Linked DNA regions of Homo sapiens: all the other regions are linked to region 2. A link is a loop called in an ENCODE intact Hi-C map of the cell type or tissue named here. Cell type or tissue: IMR-90. All regions are shown on one strand.

Region 1 (8,000 bases), 270 kb before region 2:
TTTGGAAGTCTCCCTTTTTAGGAGATTTTAGAATTGTGTTGGAGAAATTGGAATTTCATTAACAACATATAGTCAATGCAGGTAACTGTTTCAGGTGCTTCCTCAAAGCAAGGATGACCCAGGAGAGATACAATCATCTTAGTGTGCTTTATGTGATTCATATGAAATTCAACCCTTTTGGAGTTTCAGTTCTTAGCAAAATACCACTTCCTGTTTTTGAGGAAAAAAATGGCATAAGAAGTCATATAAAAAGACTCATAAGGCCCTTGGACATCAAATAACTCTTACAAAACAATATTTTAATGAATTAAGTGTAAATGAATCAGAAACATGTGGGTTGAATTTCCCTTGAAATACCCATGGGCTTAAAAATTAAGGGGAAAAAAAAAAAAGAATTGCTTGGCAAAAAATCATGTTCATTTTATCGAGCTCAAGCCTTTTGATAAAAAAAAAAGAAAAAGGAAGCAGCCTTGATTTGGTTGACTGAATTAAAAATTTAAAAAAAAAACACGACCATAGTCTTTATTTGTATTTTTAAATTCTGCAAAAGCCAGGTTGCAGATATAATTATGTGTCTATTTGGGTGTCAGATTCATTAATGTTAGACCATTTTTCAAGGACGGTAACATTTTGATTAACCAGAATTCTCAAGTAATGGTTGTCTTTCCCAGGGCAGAAGTGGCAGCCAGAAGGAGAACTAAAGACTGTAGTTCAAATAAAGTTCATTAGAGCAGAAGTAAAGAAAACATGGTAATCATTCAGTTCACTAACCAAGAAGATCCAAAATCCAAAGGAGTAGTGGGCCCGGTTAGCTAACCACTGAACAAAAGTCTAGAAAAACAGTCATGCAAGGGCTGGAGCTCAGAAGATAAGGAAAGCTAAAAATAAGTGGAAAAATCTGTGTACTGAGGGGAAGATCTGGGATAAAAGAAAATGCTGACAAAAGAAAAATAAAAATTGCAAAGACTGAAAAACTTCGAGTGGCAACTAGAAATGGCCAAAGTACAGCAGGGCAGAGGGGTTGGAAAACTTCTAGAGATAGGAAAAGCCGGGCAGATATGAATATTCAATGCCGTATTGTGAACACAGATGTTAATATGAGTAAAAAATGTGAGTTGTTGGCTCTGCCAACTTCGTCATAGAAGCCATGCTACTCACTGCACCTGTAATGTGCTTAGGTTAGGGTGTCTTAAAATACCTATGGATGCACGCAAGATTATTTATGACTCATTTGCAGAGACATGTTTATATTCAGATTTATTCAGGTTTTGGTGGAGTGAAGAATTTGAATTTAGAGAGTCTAGGAGACCTAGTTTTCTGATAGGGAAAAAGCTGCAATTGGAAGAGAGAGTAAAGATGTTACATAGTAAAGAGAAGTTTGGGAGTCACCCTTCTCCAGCTTAGGGTAGCTCAGCTTCCCTCTGTAGGTGAGAACCTGTAGGTCAACCAACATAATGTTTAGTTCTTTCAGAAATATTTGTCCTGAACTCTTATATTAATAAACAGCTTGTTTTGTAAAGCAGAGATAGGTTAAAGTCTTTAAAAATTATTTTTATTTCCAGGAAATTCTAGTAAATGATAATAATTTGTTGATATAAATGTTACCTATTGATGACACCTATACACAAAGAAAGTATTCAAATTGTATAGAAAACATATCTATTGAGAAAGTTAATCTTTTTATTTAAATAGTATTTGTTTAAGCATAGATTTTAGTTAAAAGCCAAAAGTATAGCTTTTACTAGCAATTGTGCCATGATACTGTCTACCACCAGTAACAACCCTTCACCCTAAAAAATAATTTTAAAGAGAAAAAACCGGTAAAGCAATAACAGAAGTGGGCATACATTTTGGGGATAGTAAACTATATTTTGTCTTTCTAGTTTGTTAATTTAAAATAAAAATAACAGGAAAAGACAAAACTGAAATAAAGAATACATTTGCATATGATACAAACTCGTAGAAAACTTGAGTGCCAAGACACAGCTGATGATATTAAAAAGGGAATGATGTGGAACTCAGATCTAGTCATTGAGTCATAATTAACACTCTTAAATACAGATTTTGCCTTTGCCCAGAAAAGCAGGCAGTTTTTTAGTCTTTTTTTATTTTTCCACTTATGTTAAAGAGGTAATGGGAAGAGGTAGGGGAGGGTTATTTCAGGAATTTTTTAAGATTATATCAAGTTTTATCAGTAGACAGCCAGTTCGCTGTCATCCACCTGAGAGAATCATGGTCTAGTATTCCCACTCAGTGATTTTATTTTTCTGTGATCATTACCTTCAGCTATGTTCCATCAATCTTCCTTTCTTAACCTTCAGTGCCATTTGAGCAGAATCCAAAATGTTTTGGCACTTTTAATTACTAAAATCTATACCTTTTAAATTTTAATGTAAACTCAATGTAAAAATCAACTTCTCCTTTTACACCAGCCTGGATTTGAGCTGAAGCTCAAATGGTCACAGAAGGCTGCTGAAGTTGTCTTAAGCAAGGTCTGGCTCAGAGCTGTCTCTTCCTTGCCTTCTTCTGGGAGTAGCTCCTCCAGTGTGCTGGAGTGGAAGAAACGTGAGCCTACAGACTGAGTGTCTTGGCTTAACTGTTCTTGTGATCCTCTCTCTTACTGCCATTACTTCTCTCTCTAACACTGACTGGCCTTTGATAAACTCCAGGTCACCATGAGGTGGCAAATTTTCACATGCTGGTGAAAGAGCCCAGCAAGTGACTGAAGCTTAAAGTCTACTTTAATCACCTCCTGAAAGCTCTGGTAGAATGCCCCGGTTGCTAAAACTGTAACCTTTATGTGAGGGATAACCTCTTTGGGATTGTTATTTTTCTATAAACTTGAGATAGGCTTATATTTATTTAAGAATACTTTCATGCAGTTATATTACCCAGTACCCATCTCTCTTTGCTTAAATCTTTCATACTAAGATTTATACCAGCTTTTAAAGTTCAAGATAGAATCTAAATAATTTGATGAGTCTCGCCATTCAGGATTAGCCCACGGAGCTATCTCACCTATTTCACAATATGTTCTTGTGCTCTTTTTGAATTCTATTTTATTTATAATTGCATAAAACTGTAGGTGAATGACCCTGGATGTCATCACAGCAGCTTGGACAATGTTATCAGTAAATATGCAATATGTGTGCACTCACATGAGTGTGTACACATCTGAGTGTGTATGTATGTATGTGGGGGGGGCTTATATTGGAGATATGGCAAGGAGAGGAGGAGTAACAAACCAAGGCAAAATGAAATTATGCTGTGTAGTCATTTCATATCAGCACACCATTCACTATCTTTATCCAAAATTGCCTTTCGAAAAATTAAGTCTATTTAATATACTGGGAAGGGGACTTAATGAGTTGTTGTATGCAAATTCCTGATTATTTTCCCTCTACCATCAGCAACAGTTCAACAAAGTGCATCTCATCTTACTCTTAGGGTTGTTTAAGAACTTGATCCCTGGGAACACCTGTTAGTAGCATGGCTTAAAATTCTCTGTGTTGTTTTCTCCCCCTTTGGAAGCTGTTTCACCCAGCTGCTGATAATTAGAAAAACAAAGCAAATCCCTCTCATGGATGCTGTCCTCTGGCGAAAGCCAAGCAGCATAAAGCCAAAGAACACCGTAAGCCTTTTTGTTTTAAACGAGGAGGCACGCTGCACTATATTCCTCTTGACTGCAAAACCACAGGAATGGATTAATATCACTAACCACAAGAGACCTTTGTGTACGAATGTGGGGGGAGGGCATGAGAAGAATATTAATCTGTGATGTATGACCTTATAGTTTCTGCAAAAAGTTAAAAGCTGCATGTATTTGAATCAACGCATGATAAATGTATCAGCCATATAAGATGAATAATATGGCTAAATACCAAGAGCTGAGCTCTTTCCCAGAATTAACTATTTTTAACTCAGGAGGCTTTTCAAATATTATGCAGAGATGGACATTCAGTAAATAGAACAGAATTAAATAAGAATTCAAAAGCAAAGCAAAACTCTAGCACCAGATAAGCCCCTTCAATTAATCCTTATCTTTTAATATATTACATATACAATACATGTATGTCTGTAATATATTCAGTGATATGTATATATGACACTTAGTGAATAATTAAGAAAAACATTAAAATTGATATTTTATTGTGTTTAAATACAAGATGAACTGTAGAAGCAAAATGATAGTTTATGTGTCCTACATACTTTTAAAAGAAATAAATCAAGGTGCATTTTAGTAATTTAACATGCTTATAATACTTTTGTTTGTTGAAATAAGAATTTTCTGAACATCTAAAATATGCAAAGCATTTTAGTAGGTACTACGGATACTAAAGAAAAAAATAAAATGGAAGAGAAGCATATTTGTGAATATTTCTCAATAGTCTGGGATTCAAGATCTTATTCCAAGTTGCATTTCAAATCTTATTACTCTTCTACCTGTGTGACCCTCTCCCAGTACAACTGTTTAAAGATTCTAAAGTGAATCCTAGATCTTCAGCAAAATATATGCCCTTTGTATATAATACCTCCCTCCATCTTTAACTGTCAAAATTCTGCAGTCTTCAAGATGTGATAAAACTCACTGGTAGATTATTGCAGGTGGTCATCATGGTGGCAATTAGGGTCTAATCTAGGGTGATGAAAATTGAGGTAAAAATTAAGAAATAGATTCAATAGATTCTACTATATTGAAAAATGTAAGAGGTAGACATTAGTTATCCGTGAGTAATGAAGGGAAATCAGGTGTTTGTGATGATGAAGATTTCAAATCTGGGTGACTAAAGAAGATTAATGCCGTGAATACAAATAGGGATGTCAAAAATACGGGTTCAGTGTGTGAGACAAAGGTGATCAGTTTAGTTATTTTAAATGTAAAATGTCTATGGGACATCCTGGAAATATCATAAAAACATATAAAAATTAGAAGAACTTTAGTCTGGGCATGGTCATTCATACCTGTAATCCCAGCACTTTTGGAGGCCAAGGTGAGCAGATCACCTGAGGTCAGGAGTTCGAGACCAGCCTGGCCAAGATGGTGAAACCCTGTCTCTATTAAAATACAAAAATTATCCAGGCATGGTGGCATGTGCCTGTAATCCCAGCTACTCAGGAGGCCAAGGCAGGAGAATCGCTTGAGCCTGGGAGATGGAGGTTGCAGTGAGCAGAGATTGTGCCACTGCACTCCAGCCTGGGAGACAGAGCTAAACTCCATCTCCAAAATAAATAAATAAATAAATAAATAAATATAGGAGAATGTTAGAGCTGAGCTATAACTAAGCTTTATGGTGCATGGTGCAAATGCATCCTGCTGGAAAGCAATGCTTGAAATTATGAGACTCTGGAGGCCAACAAGAAAAAACATTGATAAACATTTATCTCTAGAGAACAAGAAAAGGTTGAGGAGCAAGCAACCAAGGGACTCAGAAGAAAAACTTTCTTATATTGAAGAGACTAGGAAAAGAGTATCAACAGCCACAGAGTTCAATAATGTTATTTACTGGCAGTCTCCAACCTTTTTGGCACCAGGGACCAGTTTCATGGAAGACAATTTCCCACAGATCAGGGTGGAGGGTGGTTTGTGGATGATTCAAGTGCATTACATTTGTTGTGCAGTTTATTTCTATTATGATTACATTATAATATAGAATTAAATAATTATACAACTCATCATAATGTAGAATCAGTGGGAGCCCTGTACTTGTTTTTCCGCAACTAGAAGGTCCCATGTGGGGGTGATGGGAGACAGTGACAAATCAACAGGTATTAGATTTTCATAAAGAGTGCCCAAGTTAGATCCCTTGCATGCACAGCATAGGGTTCACGCTCCTATGAGACTCTAATGCTGATGCTGATCTGATAGGAGGTGGAGCTCAGGCAGTAATTTGAGTGATGGAAAGTGGCTGTAAATATGCTGAAGCTTCAATATTAGGAAGCAGCCGGGTTCCTAACGGTTCAGTCCGTGGCCCCAGGACTGGAGACCCCTGTTGTATATGACAGGTGTCCAGGAATAAAAATAACTAATAGAAGATCACCACTCAGTGGAAACTGGTCAACTTTAAGGAAGCAAGTTGTAAAGAGTTAGCTGCAAAAGAAGTCATAGTGCTTGGATTTGAGAATGAAAATAGCGAGCAAGTCAGGAATTGTTGCGGGAAGTCAGGGACCCCGAACGAAGGGACCAGCTGAAGCCATGGCAGAAAAACATAAATTGTGAAGATTTCATGGATATTTATTAGTTCCCCAGATTAATACTTTTATAATTTTTTATGCCTGTCTTTACTGCAATCTCTGAACATAAATTGTGAAGATTTCATGGACATATATCACTTCCCCAATCAATACTCTTATAATTTCCTATGCCTGTCTTTACTTTAATCTCTCAATCCCGTCATCTTTGTAAACTGAGGATGTATGTAGCCTCAGGATCCTGTGATGATTGCATTATCTGCACAAATTGTTTGTAGAGCATGTGTGTTTGAACAATATGAAATCTGGGCATCCAAAAGGAACAGGATGGCTGCAATTTTCAGGGAACAAAGGAGATAACCATTGGGCCTGACTGCCTGCGGGGCCAGACAAAACAGAGTCATATTTCTCTTCTTACAAAAGTGAATAGGAGAAATTTCGCTGAATTCTTTTTCTCAGCAAGGAAGAGCCCTGAGAAAGAGAATGCATTCCCAGGGATAGGTCTCTAAAATGGCCACTCTGGGAATGTGTGTCTTATACAGTTGTAGGTATGGGATGAAATTAGCCCTGGTCTCCCGTAGCACCCCCAGGCCTACTAGGATTAGAAAATTCCTGCCTAGTAAATTTTAGTCAGACTGGTTGTCTGTTCTCAAACCCTGTCTCCTGATAAGATGTTATCAACAATAATGCGTGCCCTGTGGGACATGACACTTCATCAGCATTTCTAATTTCACCCTAGTCCAGTGATCTCGCTCTGCCCCCATTTGCCTTGTGATATTTTATTGCCCTTGAAGCTTGTGATCTCTGTGACCCACACCCTATTTGTACACCCCTCCCCTTTTGAAATCCATAATAAAAACTTGCTGGTTTTGTGGCTCAGGAGGCATCACATAACCTGCCGACATGTGATGTCTCCCCTGGACACCCAGCTTTAAGATTTCTCTCTTTCGTACTCTTTCCCTTTATTTCCCACACCGGCCGACACTTAAAGAAAATAGAAAAGAACCTACGTTGAAATACTGGGGGCTAGATCCCCTGATATCGAATAATACTTTATTCCTTGGGGTTTGAAAGTGAAAGATACTCAACAGAGATTTTCATAGCTTAAGGGGGACTGAATGAGATAGAAAATGTGATCCTTGTTACCTAAATATTTCCATTCCTAAAATTATGTTTGATAGTGAGTTTTCATACAGCACCAGCTCATATTCCATTTTTTTAATTTGGGGAAAAAATAACACCACCTTCTAATCCATACTCCCAATAACACAAAACATACTTCAACACCAGAAACAATCTAGCAAAAATTTGTGTAATACAATGTAACTAAGTGCCAATAAACTAATAATTTAACATGTAATGAACTCATTAGCAGGTATGTTTCAGTGTGATAGAAAAATACTATAGAATAATGGATATTGGATATATTTACCTCCATGCTGTAAAAACACATATTAAGATGTAAATAAAAATACAATAATCTGTTAAAGATATGTCTGGGTTGGACCCTTATTGAGGTACATTTCAACCATCATTTTTCCAGAAAGCTCTATCATTATTCAACCTCTTTTCCCCAGAAAGAAAGAATGAGTAACTCAGAGGATTTTTGTTTGCTTGTTTTTGTTTTGAGATGGAGTCTCACTCTGCCACCCAGGCTAGAGTCCAGTGACACAATTTCAGCTCACTGCAACATTCCTCTCCCAGGTTCAACTGATTCTCCTGCCTTAGCCTCCTGAGTAGCTGGGATTACAGCCATGTACCACCAAGCCCAGCTAATTTTTGTATTTTTAGCAGAGATGGGATTTCACCGT
Region 2 (8,000 bases):
AGAATGTCAAAAGCATCTAAATACTAAATAATTTATGTTTCCTACTCAAATATTACTGATTTTCCTTCATGCCACCATTTTTATGCATTGTTTGACATTTTATTTTAAAATAAATTTTAAACTCACAGGAAGGTTTTTAAATAGTTACATAAAACTCACACTCATAGCTATATTCAACAACTATCAACATTTTGCCAAAATTTCTCACACATACTCTATTTCTATTCCTCTTCTCCCTTCCCTCTCTCTTTACACATATAAAATAATATAGACACAGAAATCTAAATCTTTGGGATTAAATGCAGATATCGTACTTCCATATCTCCTAAATACTTAAACATGTATTACAGCAAAACAAAGGCATTCTCTCTTTAATCACCTTCACAACATTTTTTGAACTTTCTTTTTTCTTTCTGTACTTCTTGCCCATAACTTATCTTGATTGCATTTGGTTACTTTTTTCATATTCATAAATACATACTAGTATTCTGAATGAGATAAGCTAGGTAGAAAGGGGAAAGACTGTTGTTTCTAGAAGAAACTGTTGAATTCAGTTGCCATGGTGGGATTATGAAAACGGTTTTGATAAAAATTCAAGCAGAAATAAACATGCATGATCTTCTCCATTTAGAATTGTACAAAAAGCCATGTATACTGTCTGCTTTGAGATGAAACAATAGTCTTGTGCATTGTCATGTCAAACACAAATAACTCTTTATTCTATTTTGTTTTTCTTGTTTTGCCTTGTAGTCCTGCATGAAAGATATCCAAAAACTGATCTTCACTGAAAAACAACACTAAAATCAAGCAGAAGATTGCTTTTGGCAAAACATATTGAGCTGGTAAAACACTAATTAGTATATTTGAGTCTAGGCCTCAGGACATTTTCTTCAAATGTTTTCATTTTTATTCATAATTTATAATGTAATTCTCTTTTATTTTGAAATACACACTTGTTTTGGAGGAAAACTCTGGCAATATACCAAGGAAGAAGTTATATCTAAATGATTTAAATAGTGTTTGCTAAGCATCTTTGGTAACTGTTTTTCTCCCTTAGAACTATAAAATCTAACAAACATAATTTATGGAGATGTTTAGTCTTGAACAGAGATGTTATAGTTTTGAACCGGATTAAATTTCAAAAGTACCTTTCTATATCTTGAGACTTTTTGGTAATATAAATCAAAATAAAACATCCATAAAACATAAAATTCTGTTTCTTTCATCTCTTAAGTTTCTGTGCTCTAATAAACTGTTAGGGGTGTTTGTACACCAACTGTACACACATTTACTCATGGATACAATGAGAAGCTGAGAATTTTTGAGTTGCACAATTAGGATGCAAGAAGATTCTTCAAATACTTCGTCATAGTCCAAAGACTGAGGAATGCATACTATCTCAAAGAGAAAAAATAAATAAGGCTCACTTATCTTTCAAATTAGATTGACAGGCTATTAGCATAAGTAAAATTGTGTCATATTAATTATTGATCTGTAGGATGTTAGAGATTGTGCTAGAAAACTTAATGTGAGGACATGATACTCTTACTCACGCCTGGAGAGTTAGCAGTAATGTTAGTGTTATCCTGGCCAACTCTGTCTTTTTTCATCCTAAATCATTTTCCCATCAACCACTGATGAGAAATTCTGCTAATGAAGACATATTCCTTTGTGTAAAACCCACACATGAACGAGATCATGATTTTTATGCAATCAGTATTAGTCACCACAGAATAGTCTTGCAATAAATGTTGTTTAAATGTTTCTGAATATAGAAAAAAGAGACAAAAGTCAGTAAGCAGATGACGAAGTCCTACTTATAGAGACTAAACCTTTTGGGCTTCATGATGGCGTTTCTGCCTTATAGAGTTATTATGTGAAGCTACTCCAACGTAAAGGAATACAAAAATTAACACATCACATAGAACATGGTATGTCCTCAATAAATTGAACTGCCTTTCCCCTCACACATGTCCTTTATATCTCCCACACCAAAGTGGCCAAATGGGACACTGTTCTATATAAATACATATACATATATATATGTACATTTATATATATATATATACACATTTTTATATATATACATATATATAAAAGAGCCTTGTATGGTGGCTCACACCTATAATCCCAGAACTTTGGGAGGCCAAGACTGGAGGGTCCCTTGAGCCCAGGAGTTTGAGACTAGACTGGGCAACATAGGGAGTCCCCATCTTCTCTCTTAAACAATTTAAAAATCAGTCAGGCATGGTGCCGTGCACCTGTGGTTCCAGTGACTCAGAAGGCTGAGGTGGGAGGATCACTTATGCCCACGTTGAGGCTCCAGTGAGCTGTCATAGCACCACTGCACTCCAGCCTGAGCAACAGAGCAAGACCTTGTCTCAAAAGAGAGAAAAAAAATCATCTGTCACTTTTCTATATATGACAGTCCATATACAGTTATCATATATTGACCACTCTAAATCTAGCCTTCAGATAATCTGACTTTGTTTTTAAATATAAATTGTGCATTGGCAAATCTAAATCTACCTTTCAAAGTACATATAGTTTTATTTTTTTAAGACACTATCTGATTATTAACAAATTTGAACAAATTTGTCATGTGGCTGAGGATGAGGGGCTGGGAGAGGGGAGTGGAACTGCCCCTACACCAGATCATTTGATAGTATTTGTGAACAAAGATCAATGTCAAGTAAAAGGACCTTTTTCTCCACCTGGTCTATAAAGGACCCACCAAGGCACCTGAAATTCCCTTGCTCCTGTGGGACACTAGGAGCTGCTGTCCTCTTTCCTACTTCAAAGCCCCCTCCACCTGTTTCCTCTGGGATAGGGGTAGAATTGCCATAATGTTAAGCAGCAAAGGAATTGTCCAAAATAATCCCCTCTTCATGTAAGGTGGCCAAAACAGGCCCAAAACTCATTGACCAGGCTGCAAGGGGGAGGTAGAAACACATGCTCTGTTATCCCTGCTCTGTGTAAATTAGGTAACCTGATGATGAAGTTAAGAGATTGGGAGCTGCCTGCATCACTACCTCTGCCCATTGGAGAGGTTGGAGCTCAAGGGAGCAGCTGCTGACTGAGAAAGAACAAATGCCCCACTGGATTCCCCAGTAATCAGTAATTGGTATGTGAGTATTGATCCCCTCCACTGAAGCTGATTCCTGGTACGTCCAGGGGCTCTCATTCACCCAATGGATGGTCCAGTCCTGAAGGACACTACCTCCTTTCACTCCCAAATTAAGGAAGGATTAGCATTTTTCAGATATCAGAAATTTAACTCTCCTGATAGTCTCTAAGTCTATTGTTCTACTTCCAGACATTATACCTCTAATTGCCTTTTTATAAACACTCACTATTAATTAAAATGGGGGCTGTCTATAGTTGTTCAATCATTGGCCAATTTTTTGGAGTTCTGTTAATCCTAAAGCTTCCAACAATCTCTGCTACAATATAAAAATGTTTAAATATTTTGAAGGTGGCAGTGTCTAATAAATATCTAATAATTGATTTAGTACTTTCAGATAAATTCAATAAAATAATTCTTGCATTATGTCTACTAGAATAATTTTATTATAGTTATAATAATTCTTAAATACTAGCCTTTCGAAGGCATGTGATCTTCACATCATATTTTGTTGCTGTCTCTTCCATAACGGTATGATGTTTTAACATATTTGTGTGATAAATAAAATTTAATTTTTTAGATGAGAAAATCTGGTGTCAACATATATTTCACTGAAACAATGGCTGAAATTTCACCTGAAACAATATATTAAAATGATATCTGTTGAGTGTATCCTTTCTAAATTCAAATATTAAAACCACTATTGCAACTTGTTAAAATGTAAAAGTAACTCAGATTATAGAAAGAATTCACTAAATGATGCTCTAGTAACTTACTAAAGACATTTTTAATGAAGTCAATCAATATTTTCACTTATCTTTATGAGAGTTCCAAAAAGCTAGCATAATGAGCTTTTCACAATATATATTTTGTTTCATTATGCATAATATCACCTTAATGTTTGTGGGAATTTAGTGTTTCAACCATTCCTCTTACTATGTGTTGCTGTTTAGAAATGTTTCTAAATTTTAAGTTAGTTAAAGATCAGTGATTTAAAAGGAGCAATTCTGCCACCTTGTGTTCTGTAAAACCAGGATAGCTGCTTGCTTCCGGGAAATCGCCAGTACTTTCTTATCAAACTTGAAAGCTGTAACTCTGAATCAGAATTCTAGAATGATAATCAGCTGTGCCCGTCCCCCTGTTTATTTTCTTCCAAGTTTGCATGTACTGATCATGGAAGCTGGTTACTTAAGCTGTACCTGTGCCAGAGTTAGGACTCATTCCTCAGGATTTCTACTAAGGTTTGTAAAGCCAAACAACAAAACTTTAATTGCAACCATATGTCACTCTGTTTAAATTTTATTTATATATATATATATATATATATATATATATTTCAAATTTAGGATATATGTGTACATCAGAATTACTGAAATGCTAGTTGATACTCAGCTATACAGGTTATATTATACTGTTTCAAAACAATAATAAGAACAACACAAAATAAGCTTACAATGTTTAAAAACATACAACTTTTAAGAGGTAAGAAAAGTTGCTTGTGGTTTTTTGAAGTCAGATAATTAATAGAAGAAAACTTTCAAACTTTTGGTAAAATACAACTTTTAATCAGAAGATTAGAAATTAAACAGAAAAGGACCTACCGCTAATAAGGAAATAATCATTAACCTATTGATGTGTCTCTTTCTTATAACGGAAAGTGCTAGGAATACACAATACATTGTTTAAAGTTTTGCAATTTATCATTCTTCCCTAGAAAGGCAGAAGATGAAATGCCATCAAAAGCCTCAACTTCTGAGTCTGTCCTTCTCTTGTAACTTGGATTACTGAACTCTTTGTATCATCTGTTCCCTTTGTGGATTTATTTTCAAGAGAAAAATATACGTTAGTCTTCACAGGACTAAACTTTTTAAGTCTACGAAAAGGCTTCATCAGAAATTTATATACTTAGTGGTTGGAGTGAAGAGAGAGACCATCATTTTAATCAGATTCTCAAAGGCATCTATGTCCCCACCTTCCCAAAAGGATAAAAATTACCATAAAAAGTCTCTGATTTGAATTACACAACTCTATTCCCTATGAGTAAATCATAAAATTTAGGTGGCATGTTACTGCCATCTTGTGTCTAGTGAGTATCTCTTTCAGTTTCCATTAAGTGTGCTAGTTGGAGTGATCAATAAAGAAACATTCTAAATTCAACCTGTAGGATTCTGCAGGGACTTACATGAACAAAACATGGAAAAACAATGAACTTCAAGCTATAGGTCCCTTAAAGCATTATTAGAATTATTGTCTAAAAGAGTTTTAATAAATTATAGGGCTGCTCATGATTAAAGATTTCTCCTTAATAGTTTTAGTCTTAAACAACTCATACTTAGAGCAGGAATTAGAATTGGCAGGAATCTCATAAGAAAGGACACCTAGATAATAATTTTTCTGCAACCGAAGGCAAGGAAATATCACTAATTCATTGAGATGTTGCAATTAGTTTTTAAATCTTGGATTCTTAAGGTGAATTTCTCCAAGTTTCTGAGTATTCCACCCAACATGTGCCAAACTTCAAAACTTTCTAAAGTTTAGGCATTTCAACTTGAAAAAAAAATTTTAAAGCACAAACATAAAAGGAAAATGCTGTGATGTATTACACAAAATCAGAATAATTTTTCAGCATTGTGATTTTTAGTTATCTGGCCAAACTGTCTGTGTTGATTTCACATACAATTTAAGAACTAAAATTGCTTTTTGAACACTTATGTATAAAAAGTGATTGTAATTCTAAAATAATCCAGAAATTTAAGAAATGGAGGATTAGTTACAGACATCAGAAAGAAAACACAAAAGTTCCAATGCTAACCAGCCAGTCCAGCATGAACTTTTGAATATTATCAACTTCCCAACTGCATGGGAAGATGATTGGAGAGAGCTGGCAACTGCTTTTGAGTAATAAGTATATTTTGGAGCTCAATGGAAAGAAGAACTATTAATTTTCTTTCTCACTAGTGTGACTACAAAATTCTTAGTTGTAGAGGCATTCGCAGATATTATGAGGGTATTTCTAGCTAACAAATAATTTCTAGTTTAGAGGGAATTCAAAGTAACCCTTTGGTTAAAAGAGGATTTGGAAGCTGGTCTTGAAGCTGATTTTGAATAGCAGGGACACTGATCTGGTGACTTTGTGGGGAGAGCATCACTTAATACTGCTTTTGATAGATTGAAAACTGCTCTTTGAGAGAGGAAGAATTTGATCTCATGATATAGCACTTCAGTAAAAAAAAAAAAAGCAGAAATAAGTAGTATAAAAATAAGCACCAATAAAGTTACCTTTTCAGGAGAAATTTTCTTCATATTATATTTTTATCTGGTTGGGGGGGTTGGGGGTTGGAGACAGATGAGTTTAATTCAAATTCTCCAACTGACAAGCATTACTCATATTATCTGGATCAACTCACGTTGTTTGAGTCTTTGATCATACAGCTGGCTTCCTAAACATGACAGGATTTCCTAAGACTCCTAAGATATACTTCTAACAGGACCCTCAGTTAAAACAAATCATGCACGTTTCCAGGATCTGTTTCTGAGCCACTCAGATTCTTCTATTAACAAGCATATCTGAAGTCAGTGCCCTATACCCATTTTTAGACTCTCTTACCCGAGGGCAGCCTACCTCTCTGAATTGGCAGAACTATTGTTAGCATACTGCATTGTTCTGGGTTTGCCCATCTGATATGCCTATCCCAGAGGAAGAGCTGCAGGAACTGATAGAAGTTTGGAGAGCCATGTTTCCTTCCACTCCATGCTTCTTGACCAATTAAAACAAAGCGCAGAAGCGGAAAAATCAGTAATCACATTACAAAAGAACACAGGCATAAAAATCTTTCATTTTGGACAGTGGAAACTCAATTTTGCTATATCTTCCTCAAAATTTGCTTAGAAATGACCACAGGAAAAAAAAAACAACAACAAAAACACAGAACCAGAAAAGACCTCATAAGGACATGTGAGGGGCTTCCGGCCAGTTTTATGTGCCCCTTGTGTCTCTGGCCACACCTGACTGAGAGCATAGATGTTCTCTTTGGCAATCTTTCCTGCTCTTTCACTCCAGTGGCAGCTGGTCTCCCCACTTCTCTTTGTGTTTACCCGATTCTATAGCTGCAGCATTCCCCCTTCTCTCACTGACATTGGCTGGACTTTGACTTGAAACTTGTTCTGTGCTTGTAGTGACCTCTGATGTTGACCTGTTACTATCTTCCACTAAAATGCTTCCCAATGAGCTTCCAGTCCCTGCTGGCACTTCTTTAGCCCTAAGGGGCGAGGATCCCTTCTTAATACCAGTACCTCCCTAGTATCAGCACCCTGAACACCAACCCATTACAAAAAATGATGAACTTCTCAACGACATTTCTAGCTTCCTCTCTTGAAAACTTTTGGAATGTTTTTCCAAGGGCTTGACCGGGGTACATTGACCAACACCACAAAGTGTTACAACGAGAGTACCCATTCCTCCACTCCCAGTGTTATCCTGTGGCCAGGATCAAGTCTAGGCAGCTCAGTTACTTTCCCACTCAAGATAAGCTCCCTTCTCATCCAAAGCACCTTGGAGAAATTGAAATAACCTTTGACCCCACCCTGGGTGGAGGTGTCTTAAGCCTGCCTTCTAGATAAAAATGCTAGTTCCAGTGTTTTCTGCAACATTTCTCCTAGGGGAGTCATTAATTTTTCATGAAGATCGTAGTGGCTTTTATTCCTAAGCTGAAATCAATAAAGTTAATATGTAAAACAAGCCTGTCCCGTGGGATATTTGTGTCACTTAAAATGCGGAACTACAAGCATGACTGGTAAAATTGGAATTTTTCCTAAATTTTTAAAGTTGAAATAAGGAGTAGTTTCTGTTTAACTATGTTTCATATTCATTCCAAAT
Region 3 (8,000 bases), 110 kb before region 2:
ACACGTGGAAATTACGGGCGCTACAAGATGAAATTTGGGTGGGGACACAGAGTCAAACCATATCATTTATTTATACCTATACTGGTTCATAGTTTCCAATTTTTATTAGGTGGGTTATAATTATTTAACAAAATTTTTATTTTAATCTTCAAATGAACCTTTTTTGGGCCAGTAGCAGTTCTTTCAAGGTGCTTTCTTTTTCTTTTGCCATGTTTCCAACATTCCTGGCTCAACAAGATATACCAGGTTCATCTAATATTTGCCCTGCTCCAACACTGGAATCAGTCATTTCTCAAGAGCCCCTGGAGAAGCCAAGATCTGGGTGTACAGTGTGTGCTTATTGCTTTTGAAGTATTGCTACTCCAGTCCTTCCAAGTGGAAGGAAGCCTCGTGAATATATGTATACACACACAAACACATACACACATGCACATACAGACACACACACATATACAGACACAGAGTTTTACATCTATATGTATTTCTAGATCTAGCTATAAATCCTGAAAACCGTGAGTTCATACCAATAACTAATTCCAATCTAACCTCACAGGGCCTATTCTGGTTTTCTTTATTTCTTTCCATAAATGCAAACTCCTTCTCCAACAATGAGAAACCCAGATCTCATTGTGCTTACATATTTACCTATTTGATAAGATGCCCTGTATATAACCAAACTCCTGCCTCTGCCATGACCCCTGATCCATCCAGGTTTACTGCTTACCCAACCCTGGAAGCCTGGGCTGCCTGCCACATGAAGTCCCTTATCCCCTTGTAGAACACTTGCCAGGTAACATACAGGATGCTCAGTTAAATTTGAATTTCAGAGCAACAACGAATTATTTTGTAGTATCAGTGTGTCCCAAGAAAAGTTATACTGCTTATATGTATAACTATTATTTCTTTAAAAGCATCAGTATAGTTTCATTGTTTATCTGAAGTTTAAATTTAACTGGGGGTCTCGTGTTCTGACACCACAGTTCAGGCTTCTCTTAGCATAGGTCCGACTTTGTATTCACTTGCTGCTCGCTTCATATACATGTCCCTTCCCTTCACCTTAGCACTCTGGCTCCCCCAGCTAAGCTGACCCTCTGTGAGACACAATTTCTCATTCTACTGTGTGCTGTGACACCCTGCACTGAGTTGGGCTGTGACGTCCAGCCAGCCTGAAATTCGCCAGGCCCTTCCTCAGCTCCGCCACCTGGTCCAGGGCAACCCACCCGTTACGGGCTGTCCTCTCACTCTGAAACCTCACCTTGAGCCACTACACCTCTCCCCAACTCCCTTGTGGATGTCTATGTCCTGCTTCACCCAGTATTTTTAGGACCCAATGTTCAGAGAGGGAAAGAGAGGGAGGAAGGAAAAAGAAAGAATTCTGAAACATATTTGAGGATAGATTGCAGAGTTTAACACTAAGTGCTCATTTCATGATAATAGATCATCATGAAAAACACAGGAAAGTTCTACTAACAGCAAGAATAATTTATAATTTCTATTTGCTTCCAAAAACAGAAATAAAAGGTCAGAAGTAAACCGTTTTGGACTGTTTTTCCCCAAGTGTGAATAGTAATAAGCCTGCTTTGTTAGGAGAAAGAAAAAAATCAAGACGGAGGGGAGAAGAGGAAGAGAAAGAAAAGAATAAAAGAGAAAGAGAAAAGGAAAGAGAAAAAAAGGGAGGGAGGGAAGGAAGGAAGGAAGGAAGAAGGAAGGGGAGAGGAAAAGAGGGGAATCTATTATGTATAATGTTAAACATTTAAATGGTATGAAATGCTTTAAAACACTAAAATTTTACATTTTATTACTTGAATAAGAAATCTACACAATCTGGTAGATGAGGCAGGGAATGTTGCCTCCCCTATGTATATATTTTTTTCTTTTTCTTTTGTTACAAATCTTTATTTTATTTGTGCTAGCAAAGTGCCCAGACCTAAGTGATAGTAGACAATTTATGTAATCTAGTGAGTCACAAATGAGACAATTCTATACCCCTAGGGAGTGGTTTGAATACTGTGGATGTATTTTTGGTTTCAAAATTATTGGGAAGAGGAACTAGCTTGGTGAACATGACATGAGACAATCTAACATACTGAAGAATTATTCATTCAAAACATCAAAAGTGCTTCCATGGAGAAACACTGGTATAAGCCTAAAGCTGCACTCCACCCCTAGTTTTCCATCCTTTCTAGCAGCTTACACATGGCGAGAGTACCCAGTTCTAATCAATGAAACCTCAAAGGAAATGTGAAGTTGCTCTAGGAAAGCTATTTGTTTCTAATGAAAGATGACATCATAGAACTCACCATCACTTTCCACTTCTTTCTTCTTCGAAAGCAGCCATCTGTGTCCAAGAGAACTATAGAGGCACTAGATGTTGCACTGTTAAGAGCTGAGCCAAAGCTGCACCTCCCTTCCTCCAGCTACGGAAGGAAAATAAATCCTTACTTGTTTAAGCCACAGAGGTCAGTTTTTCTGTTATTTTCAACATAGCACATTCCTAACTAAAACTATGGTATTTTTATTTCAAGAAGAGAACATTTAAATGTTCGGCTTTCAGGGATCTCCTGATTAGAAGAGATGACTACGAACTCCCCTTTCAACCTATCTTGATGATCTATATTAGATGAGGTGACAGAGGGAGGGAGGAGAACTAGAAACAGGGATATCTCCTAGTTTGGTATAAATGCAAAGAAGACTTCATTAAAGGCTTATTGAATGGTGAATGCCTTGAATGCTGCCTCTTAGTGCCCAGTAGCCCGAGGGCTATGAAGCATGTGAAAGTGACATAGAGAATTTATTCTCTAGGGGCTAAAGGACCTATCTGTTAATAACACTTTCTAACTGCTTGACATTCAGCTAAATACTTAACCTAAGATTCCTCAGTTACATGAAGGTAATAATGGTTGCTACCTCAAATGGCTCTTGTGAGGATTAAATGAGGTAATGCTTGTATACAGTGCAAAGTATAGAGTAAGTATCAATGAAGGTAAAATACTGGTGATTTTTCATACTCTCTACATAATTTTAAATTGTGTTTCTTTGGTTAATTACTTTTGGCTGTTACTTTTTTTGTTGGTAGTGAATTTAAGAACCATGAGAAGAATGTTATCCAGCAAATGCTGTATACTTTAACATGCTTATAAAGACTTTTTAAAAGTAGCTTCATGTATCCCTTCTTCATTTTTATAGTGGCAATTTAAGCTAACTAGCTGGCATTTTATCATGCATTTACAGATCCACAACTCTAGTAAATAAAGTTATCAGACAGGAATACAATTCAGAAATATATTTAAAGAGCAAAGCTTATTTTTCTAAGAATTTTACTTTGTTGATTTAAAAAAACAATATTTTATTGTCTTATCTAAGTGAATTTCATATCCATGACAAGTTTGTTAATGTTATTTAATCCCCTCAGCATATCAATTTAAAGATCAAAGGTTAAAATTTTATAAAACAAATTGTGAGGTAATGCAATGTCAATCTTGTAATGTTTTATGAGAATAATGCAATTAAATTATAATATATAAAATTCTTACATTTCTAATCAAAGCTTCATAAAATGAACATATTGTATAGAGTGATTACAAACTGAAAAAACAATTTTCTTAAATAGAAGATGTGACAGAACATAGTTAAGAGGATTTACTAGGTAATACATTTTGAGGACTTCTTAAAACAATAAACTACACATCTTTAATATTTTTAAAACTGCCAGAAGTCTGTATTTAATATAGGATCATGCTGTATTTTTGAACCTCTGTTTTGTTGTAATGATATCATACTGAAATGTAATGCAAAGTAAAATGTATACAATGTAAAACGCAAGTCTTACATATGTTGCTATTGGATACACTGCTTATAAAGCTAAGGATAAAAGATAACTCTAAACTCTGAGTCATACAACAGTTATAAAGCAAATATGCACATTTATATCTCAAAAGATAAAATTGCAACTGTTACTAAGCAGGAGTAAATTCTTTGCTGAATCATCCTTATTGCAAACATGTTTTGTCATTAGTGGCTAGATTGCCCAATTCAATTTTCCTACGTATCAATCAGTGCCTAACGTTTTAATTTTACTAACCCCTTTGGAACTATTATCACATCCTAATATTAATGCCAATTGTAGTAATTGTGCGCTAAATTCCCTTTGCCTCTAAAACATATCTTTTCCATAAATGTATGTGAACATTTCTGAAGACTCATTTTTACTAACATGTATTTTATTATATAAACAGAAATATGTATGACAAATATATAAAATAACAGACATTAATCATACATTAAGATACTATTATAAAACGGAAATATTTGGAAATTCACCTTAGAAGTTTTAAAAGGAGTTGACAAAGAGTTTAAGTTTGTTTTTCTACCAGTCTGTAATATTTATGAAGTCAGACAGATCTGTGTTCTCCTGTATGTAGCCCTAAACACCAAGCCCAATGCTTGGAATTTAATAGAGGACCAATGAGAATTTGTTGAATTGAAACCAATTGATCCTTATTATGCTTTCTAGAAACAGGGAAAAGAAAAAATTTGAAAGACTTGGTAATTTCTCTTTCACAAAATGATCATTCAAGTAGATATTAATAGAAACAGCTTTCACGATTCCCTAATCTTTTTTGCCCTGGCAGGATGTTGTCTATTTCCTTTCTTTCCAAACTCCATGCCATTTCATAGCTCATCTCCAGAAGTTTCTTTATGCTAGGGTGATTCATGGCCCAAGAGTCTGTTATGATTTTCCTTACCTAGGGCATTACATTAGAAAAAATGAAGCTTAAAATCACATTAATTATATGATATTAAATAGACATAGCTACATTTAAACAATGATGTATACATTATGATTAAACTATTTGACTTATTTACTTGTGTTGCCAGGGTTTGGAAGAGAATATGCAACAATTAGAATTATGTAATGTTGATGGCATTATGATAATTTTTATCCCTACTGCTGCACAAACTTATAATTAAAGTTAAAACAATTTCTCTATGCCTGGTAACTACTTCATATTATTAATTTATATGGAGTTTGAAATCGATCAAAAGCCATCTACCTGTCTTTTGCAAATAAACTGTCCTTAGTCCACCTCTTTACACATCCTGGATTTATATAGCTAATGTCTTCAAAATAGTATAGGATTTCACATTTGAAGTTTAATTTTCATATAGTCAATTTTATTTCAGCCTATGGATATCCTTTTAAATATTCTTACAAATTAGCTATCCCTTCTAGCTTTGGGCAATATGAAAATACTACATGTAATTTATTTAAATAAAATAACACACATGCACACAAATAAGTTAGATGAGGCCACATGCATTTCATCTGTCTTAGCCAGTTTGGACTGCTATACCAAAATACCATAGACTGAGTGGCTTAAATTATAGACTTATTCTCACACTTCTGAAGATCCAGGTGCTGCCGCATTTGGTTTCTGGTGAGTACTGTCTTCTTGGTTTGCAGACAGCCAGCTTCTGGCTATATCCTCATGTAGTAGACAAACAGAATATCTTTCTCCTCTCTCTTCTTATGAAGGCACTAATGCCATTTATGAGGGCTGTACCCTCATAACTTAATCACTCCCAAAAGACTCACTTCAAAATATTATCACATTATGGATTAGGGTTTCAGCATATGAATTTAGGGGGAACATAAACATTTAGTCCATAGTACCATCTGAGGATGCTTTTCAAGTTGATAATGTTCAAATTTTCATCTCTCTGTCCTTGCAAACATTATTTAATCAGTCTATATATTATCAGCTTATCCACCAATGATTTATGAGATTGTATTTCTGATTAACTTATCAGAAACCAAGATACTCTATCATGGTTATTGTTTTACCAGTTAAGTAAGACTTACAGACATAACAACTATGAGATAGTCCAGGTCTATTTAATAGAAAAGAGCTGCACACATATTCTGAAGTAGTTTGCTAACCTGAATTTGCATAAGAATCCACTAAATAAGCTTTAGAGAGCTGATGAGAATCCACTAAATTAGTTTGAGTGGATTCTTACGTAATTTCTAAATGCAGGTCTCAGGACACCATCCCCAAAATATGTTGATTCAGTAAACCTGTGGGGTTAATAATGAATCTACATTTACAATAGGGACTCCACTTCCCTAGGTTTTTTGTACATGATTGATCCTTGAACCATACTTTTGAAAAACACTGGAAGTTATATATTATGGAAGGAAAACAATATGTACTAATTTCAACCCAGAGAACTATGATGTGGACACATCTGAAGTGCAATATCAATAATATTTAATATGTATCCTACACAGTGAAATAGAAAAGAACAAATAATCCAACAGGGAATATATACTTTTATATTATGTGGTAAGACAACACATAAAAATAAAATAAATAAGATGTGACAGTAGAAATAAAGTTTTTTTCACATAAACCTTGGTTCAAGAATATAAGAAAATAACTAAGTATTAATATGTAAAAATTGCAAATGTTACAATACTGCAAGCAAGATTTCTAACCATCTTCTGGGTATGTGACTTTTACTTTTCTGCATATGTGGATATGTCAACAACTGGAATGGTAATGTGCTTTTCTTAGAATTATAAACAAGTTATGTAACAGTTTGGTGGTCCAAAGACATCCTCTAACATGTGTGGGTCTCTAAAGATACGATTTGGCTGTCAAGCCTTTTCTATTTATAGGAAAATAATACATAACGTATAAATTTCTAAACAGTATTAATTCTTTTTGCTGACATTTACCTATTTGTTTTTATTCAGTTTTATCTTTGCAATTTCTTACAAAATAAAATATTTTTCATTTTTATGTTGCCATGTGACTACATCTGAATATCAAATTTTTCCAAAATAGTAATCTGATTGTGTAACATCGTGGCTTAAAGCCCTTCAGATTCTTCACATGACTCTTAAGATGATATCCAAATTCTGGACATGACCCACAAGACCACTGCCAGCCAAGCCCTCCAGTCGGCCCTCTCTGGGTTCTTCATACCAGCTCTCTCCAGCTTAGCCACAACTCATCAAGATCTTGGTATATAACAGATACTGTCCCTAATGCATTATGGAACAAATCACCTTCAATCCCTGCTAAAGATGTTCCAGATAGAATGAATTTTCTTTTCTTTTCACAAATTGATCATTTGAAAAGAAAAGGAAGCTTTGCCATGTTTGTCATGTCACACAATACCACATCAGTTACGAAATGATGAGGCTCAGATTTGAACTCAGACAAGTCTAAATCCAAAACCCTAATTCTCACCATTGCATTACGGGGCTTGCTCTTTGAATTTTCAAATATGCCTTCTTTCTCTATTCTTCAAAGTGTCTGGAAAACTATCCTTGTTCCCAGAGCCTCCTTCACTGGCTAATTCTACCCCCAGTTCCTCTCAGGCAGTCTAGACTCTGTGTGTACGTTCCCATGTTACAAAGCACAATTCCTAATGGACTGTATTGTAATTGTACAGTTAGTTGTTTGTATCCCTCAAAAGAATTTTGTATGAAGGCAGAAAGCTTATTATTCACCAGAATCTCCAGACTGTCTGACACTTGGCATATAATAAATGACAAATAAATGTGTTGATTGGTTCGTTGAAATCATGAATGAATGAGGCTTTTGTATGAGAAAGTGTCAGAAATAACGTTTGTAGATTTGCTTGAAAATGTTGCGCAACTTAAAAATTGTGTTGGGATCTGGCAAGATGGCCGAGTAAGAATAGCTCCTGTCTGCAGTTCCCAGTGAGATCAACACAGAAGATGGGTGATTTCTGCATTTCCAACTGAGGTATCCGGTTCATCTTATTGGGAATGGTTAGACAGTGGGTGCAGCCCACAGAAGGCGAGCAGAAGCAGGGTGTGGTGTCGCTTCACCTAGTAAGTGCAAGGGACTGGGGAACTCCCTCCCCTAGCCAAGGGAATCTGTGAGGGACTGTGCTATCTGGCCCAGATATCACACTTTTCCCACAGTTTTTGCAACCCACAGACCAGGAGATTCCCTCGTGTG

The links. Peaks named below come from ENCODE experiments on the same cell type or tissue, not always from the same donor. Only the 100,000 strongest peaks of a DNase experiment are listed, where the experiment ranks them.
Region 1: it touches region 2 in a loop (3-fold over the local background); 46 of 110 quality-filtered maps call a loop at or near these places.
Region 3: a loop joins it to region 2, with 5 times the contacts of the local background. A loop is called at or near these places in 5 of 110 quality-filtered maps.

What each region holds. Positions count from the first base shown.
Region 1 is chr21:28,066,046-28,074,045 of GRCh38, forward strand. All of the region lies in intron 1 of LINC01697 (long intergenic non-protein coding RNA 1697), which reads left to right. Among named protein-coding and RNA genes, the nearest start is that of LINC01697, 22 kb to the left of the region's middle. In IMR-90, no CTCF peak of the experiment used is centred here; a DNase peak (open chromatin) is centred at 3,706; H3K27ac peaks cover 1,371 bases.
Region 2 is chr21:28,332,311-28,340,310 of GRCh38, forward strand. No RefSeq gene overlaps it. Among named protein-coding and RNA genes, the nearest start is that of LINC01695, 110 kb to the left of the region's middle. In IMR-90, CTCF peaks have their summits at 4,161 (motif pointing left) and 5,211 (motif pointing left); DNase peaks (open chromatin) are centred at 1,331, 1,691, 4,241 and 5,191; H3K27ac peaks cover 5,603 bases.
Region 3 is chr21:28,226,062-28,234,061 of GRCh38, forward strand. LINC01695 (long intergenic non-protein coding RNA 1695) reads right to left here and starts at 2,606. Exons shown (of 6, transcript NR_126012.1): 1 at 2,301-2,606. In IMR-90, no CTCF peak of the experiment used is centred here; a DNase peak (open chromatin) is centred at 3,930; H3K27ac peaks cover 3,487 bases.